2 separate regions of the Homo sapiens genome follow, and region 1 is linked to region 2. A link is an interaction called in ENCODE POLR2A ChIA-PET data of the cell type or tissue named here. Cell type or tissue: PC-3. All regions are shown on one strand. Each heading gives the region's core, and the rest is flanking DNA. Links, peaks and the distances in the headings are about the cores only.

Evidence for each region. ChIA-PET counts read pairs that join two places held together with the same protein. Peaks named below come from ENCODE experiments on the same cell type or tissue, not always from the same donor. Only the 100,000 strongest peaks of a DNase experiment are listed, where the experiment ranks them.
Region 1: POLR2A ChIA-PET joins it to region 2 with 6 read pairs; 3 of 35 experiments call an interaction of 5 or more read pairs at or near these places.

What each region holds. Positions count from the first base shown.
Region 1 is chr15:44,261,670-44,264,588 of GRCh38, forward strand. No RefSeq gene overlaps it. Among named protein-coding and RNA genes, the nearest start is that of GOLM2, 26 kb to the right of the region's middle. RefSeq lists a silencer at 247-452. In PC-3, for the core only: no CTCF peak of the experiment used is centred there; no DNase peak of the experiment used is centred there.
Region 2 is chr15:44,488,174-44,491,092 of GRCh38, forward strand. It overlaps CTDSPL2 (CTD small phosphatase like 2), which reads left to right. Exons shown (of 13, transcript NM_016396.3): 5 at 2,611-2,826. Among named protein-coding and RNA genes, the nearest start is that of EIF3J-DT, 47 kb to the right of the region's middle. In PC-3, for the core only: no CTCF peak of the experiment used is centred there; DNase peaks (open chromatin) are centred at 1,478 and 2,638; H3K27ac peaks cover 1,268 bases.

The DNA.
Region 1 (2,919 bases), core at 308-2,807, 230 kb before region 2:
TTTTAAAATTCCCATTCAATTTCACTGAAGAAAAAAAAGGTATTCAGTGCCTATGTGTTAGACATGGTAGTCTTTTTCTGAAGCCAAGGGAGAAATGAAATATGAAGATGAATGGTATGATTCCTGTCTTCAATAAGCTTACAATCTGAGAGATAAAGTATTACAAGGTAGAATTCAATAAGCAGCAAATAAAGGCACTGTTGTGTTATTTGCACAACTTGGGTTTAAAACATCACGTTATCAGCTGGGCGCAGTGGCTCATGCCTGTAATCCCAGCACTTTGGGAGGCTGAGGTGGGCGGATCACGAGGTCAGGAGTTCAAGACCAGCCTGGCCAAGATGGTGAAACCCCGTCTCTACTAAAACTACAAAAATTAGCCAGGTGCGGTAGCAGGTTCCTGTAATCCCAGCTACTAGGGAGGCTGAGGCAGGAGAATCACTTGAACTCGGGTGGCAGAGTTTGCAGTGAGCCAAGATCACACTACTGCACTCCAGCCTGGGCAAGACAGAGTGAGACTCTGTCTCAAAAAAAAAAAAAAAAAAAAACACACATTATTTAAAAATTGCATTTAAAAGTTGATGGTCTCAATGGGAAGAATTGAGATATAAGAAAAAATAATAAAGTTCTTTTTTTCAGTAATGGCAGCAATAAAGACGTTTTTGTTATTGTGGCTTAAAAATAACAGATTGGGGGCCAGGCACGGTGGCTCACGCCTATAATCCCAGCACTTTGGGAGGCTGAGGTGGGCGGATCACGAGGTCAGGAGATCGAGACTATCCTGGCTAACACGGTGAAATCCCATCTCTACTAAAAATACAAAATATTAGCCGGGCGTGGTAGCAAGCGCCTGTGGTCCCAGCTACTTGGGACGCTGAGGCAGGAGAGTGGCGTGAACCCAGGAGGCAGAGCTTGCAGTGAGCCGAGATCGCACCACTGCACCCCAGCCTGGGCGACAGAGCGAGACTCCGTCTCAAAAAATAATAATAAAAAAAATAACAGATTGGGGCCAGACACAGTGGGTCATGCCTGTAATCCCAGCACTTTGGGAGGCCGAGGAGGGTGGATCACAAGGTCAGGAGTTCAAGACCAGCCTTGCCAGATGATGAAACCCCATCTCTACTAAAAATATAAAAATTGGCTGGGCATGGTTGCACACACCTGTAATCCCAGCTACTCAGGAAGCTGAGGCAGCAGAATCGCTTGAATCCAGGAGGCGGAGGTTGCAGTCAGCCAAGATTGCACCACTGCACTCCAGTCTGGGAGACAGAGCGAGACTTCATCTCAAATAATAATGATAATAATAATAATAACAGATTGGTTGATCAAAATGAACAAAAACAAGCCTGAACCCTTCTCATGGCCCTTTAACTTCACACTCTGGAGCTTTCCCATTACTGTTATCATTTCTGGCCTTTAAGTTTTCCAAGCGCTTACATTCCAAAAAAATAACTTTTAAAATCTTATTAACATTGACTTTATTTTATTTTGAGATGGAGTCTTGCTCTCTCACCCAGGCTGGAGTGCAGTGGCATGATCTCGGCTAACTGCAATCTCTGCCTCCCAAGTTCAAGTGACTCTCCTGCCTCAGCCTCCCAAGTAGCTGGGATTACAAGAGACTGCCACCATGCCCGGCTAATTTTTTTTTTTTTCGTATTTTTAGTAGATACGGGGTTTCACTATGTTGGCCAGGCTGGTCTCGAACTGCTGACCTTGTGATCCACCTGCCTTGGCCTCCCAAAGTGCTGGGATTACAGTCGTGAGCCACTGCACCTGGCCAACATTGACTTTAATAATATGAAATCCAGACCACATTGTTCTTTATTGCCAAATAATATTCCAGTATATAGATATGCCACATTTTGTTAAATATTCAGTTAGAAAACATTTAATTTGTTTCCACCTTTTGGCTATTACGAATAATGCTGCTATGAATATTCATGTATAAGGAAACCTATTAACTCTGTAGGTGTTGAATAGCAGGGTGAGTCTGTGACCACATGCCTGTGAATATGTGAACATCCTGAACATCACTTGCAGAGCTAAGCAGTCACTGCGAAAATAACGTATTAAGTTTAGGTTAAGAACAACCTTAAGTTGTTCTTTTTCCACAACATAAAGCATATAAATTATATCAGAGGAAAGGAAAGAGCATATCAAATATACTACATTACAAAAACGCTTACCACCTTATAATATTTCTAGTGGAGACGAGAAGATGCTTACCTTTTAGCGCTCCAAATGAGAAAGAAAAAGTTATAATTGGATGTCTTCACTATCAATCTTTTTTTTTTTTTCTGGAGACAGGGTCTGGCTGTGTTGCCCAGGCTGCAGTGCAGCAGCACGATCTCAGCTCACTGCAACCTCTGCCTCCCGGTTCAAGTGATCCTCCCACCTCTGCCACCCGAGTAGGTGAGACTACAGGCACCTGCCACCACGCTCAGCTAAGTTTTTGTATTTTTAATAGATGTTGCCCAGTCTGGTCTCACTCGTGAACTCAAGTAATTCGCCTGCCTCAGACTCCCAAAATGCTGGGATTACCGGTTTGAGCCACCACGCCCAGCCTATCAATCTTCTTGATTAAACGAGAAGAAGGCAGATAACCTGGGGAGCAGGGAGCAGAAATCAGGTCAGGTCTTACTGAGACGGGCAGGGTCAATCTCTGTTTCTGGTTGGAACTTTGACAAAATTCTAGGGGCAAGATTACCAGGAGCAGATGGCTGATAAGCCAGTGCAGGAAATATCCAGTAATTACTGAATGTTACCTTGAGTGAAAAATAAGGAAACTATGTTGAAAAAGCATTCTAATTGATGTCTGCTTCTTGGAGCACTGACATTTTCACTTAGGGAACCTAATAATTAGTTTGCATCCTGGTTTTAACCCCACCACCCCCCCAATTTTTGTCTTAACACTTGCTGACT
Region 2 (2,919 bases), core at 188-2,687:
AAGGTTTTAAACTGGTGAATAATACGATCAGATCTATGTTTTATAAAGATCACTTGGGCAGTAGTGTGTAGACTAGATTCTGAAGAGGCCATAGGCAGGTAGAACAATTAGTAGACTTGTAGTCGTTTGTGTGAGACTTGATGAGACCTTAATTGTATTAGAGAAGACAGGAAGGATCAGAGGATAGAAAATAGACACATTTTTGGTGCAGATTGGAGGTGAAAGAGAATAGAGATGAAGATGGCACAAGAGTAGAAGATTCAAGGAAAATAAAGTTCCTGGGAGATAGATAATTGAGTGTAATTTGGACCATGCTGAGTTTGAGATGCCATGAAATATTTAAATAAAAATATTCAGGCTGGGCGCGGTGGCTCAACGCCTGTAATCCGAGCACTTTGGGAGGCCGAGATGGGCGGATCACTTGAGGTCAGGAGTTCAAGACCAGCCTGACCAACATGGAGAAACCTATCTCTACTAAAAATACAAAAAAATTTAGCTGGGCATGGTGGCGCACACCCACCTGTAATCCCAGCTACTCAAGAGGCTGAGGCAGGAGAATTGCTTGAACCTGGGAGGCCGAGGTTGCAGTGAGCTGAGATCGCACCATTGCACTCCAGCCTGGGCAACAAGAGTGAAACTCCATCTCAAAAAACAAAACAAAACAAAAAAAACAAACCCCAGTAGTAATATTTTCCCCTCATGCTGAAGTAAAGAATCTCTGAAGGTGTGTATATCTCTGAAGGTGTGTACAGAAATAGATGTCTGGGGAAGAAGGAGTTGAAGTTTGATAGAGTTTTCTTGGAAGGAAGAGATGGTGTCATTAATGATAGTTCTAGTGGAAGGGACTTGGGAAGAATAGTGAAGGTTTACATTGATATTTTCTTTGTGTGTGTCTCTGTCTCTCTCTCCCCACCCCATACACACACAACCTCTCTCTCCACTCCCACATCTGTCTCTTCCCCCCTCCCCCCCACCTACCTCCTCCCCTCCCCCTGCCTTTCCCTGTCTCTGTGTCTCTGTTTTATTTGGATTATGACCAGTCTTTGTAATTGTATTTTTTGTTCCATAGCCTGCAACTAGGGTCTGAGAAGCCTGTTGGTTACGTTGATTCAAGAGGGATTTCTTGATGGATGACAGTGGAGGAATGAGGGATCAAGGATACTGAGGCTGCCAGTTTGACAGTGTATTTAAGTGATACACCACGAAGTCTAACTAGATGAGGAGGGTTGAGAAGAAGTGTTTGAGGGACGTGTTTGGAATTAAACAGACTGGCCTTTATCAAGTTTGAAGATCACATATAATGGGAGTATGAGATATATAATTTGAGGGTTAGGAGGTTGTGCTAAGTGGTTAATACAGTATTAGAATTTTAGGCTTCAGAGGTGAAGTTTCTCAGTGTTAATGTCCAGGTTATAGCTATGGTAGTAACTGATATAGAGCAGTATGAGTGAAGGTGGTTGGAGCTGAAGAGGGCAAGAACTTTGAGGATTAGTCATTGGATGAGTCATTGACATCATCTGTAATAACAACTAGAAAAAATACTGTGTTAAATAGAGCAGTAAACTAGTAGCTATGTATTAAACTTCTTTGCGATTGAGAGGATTCTGGCAGTAGATGGTAGGTGCCAGCAGTGAGGATAAGTGAAGAATTATATAGCCATGTGACATCAGTCTCAAAAGAGCAGACTTTTTTTGCACATTAGTGGAAAACCAGCGATTGGATAGTAGCAATGGAGATAAATGAATTCTGATTCAATTAGTATATTGGTATGGGAGAATAAAGAGCATTGAGGGAAGGGTATCAGAAAAACCTTTTAGGAAAGAGGTTAAACTTAAAGCAACAAGGGAGAAGGAATGTTCTGTAAGGAAGTTGAGAATATTGGAGGTTAATTTTTTTTGTTATTTTTGTTTAAAATGACATTTGGAAGATTCCAGAAGGAAATGGAAAGACCTGGGATTATTATTTTTTCTTTTTTAATTGAGACAGGGTCTTGCTCTGTCACCCAGGCTGGAGTGCAATAGTACGATCACCGTTCACTGCAGCCTTGACCTCCTTCTGGGCCCAAGCGATCCTCCCACTTCAGCCTCATGAGTAGCTGGGATCACAGATGTGCACCACCACACCCAGCTAGTTTTTATATTCTTTGTAGAGACAGCCATGTTGCCCAGGCTGGTTTTGAACTCCTGAGCTCAAGCAATCTGCTTGCCTCAGCCTCCCAAAGTGCTGGGATTACAGGCATGAGTCACCACACCTGGCCCAGTCTTTGTTATTGAGATGGAGTTTTGCTGAGAAATTATTTTTATATCTTTTAATTAAAAGGTTCTCATGATTAGGGGAACAGCTAATTTTTTGATACCTCTGGTTGAAAAATTACAATTGCACACATGACTAGGATGCAGAAACTTTGCTCACAAATGTTACTCTAGCCTGTAAGTCTTTATTCTTCATTGTTTGAAATAGCTAGCAAAGATTCTCTAAAAGCAATATACTCAGCTTTGTTCCTGCAGGAATGATCAGTCTAAATAAATATATTGTACGGTGATGCTGCATTTAGTTTTTCTAAATAGGTGCATTTTTAAATGATGATAGTACACTGAATCATGATTTCAGGAACGTCAGGATCAGATTCTCCAGGACAGGCTGTGGAAGCTGAAGAAATAGTAAAACAACTTGATATGGAACAGGTGGATGAGATCACTACCAGTACTACTACATCAACTAATGGAGCAGCTTACTCAAATCAAGCAGTTCAAGTGAGACCATCACTAAACAATGGTTTAGAAGAAGCAGAAGAAACAGTTAATCGTGATATCCCACCCCTTACAGGTGAAGAAAATTTCTTTTCTTATACATCTTCATGAGTAGTTGATAAAAAATAACAGTATTTCATATTTTTTCTTAAATGAGCACATTATATGC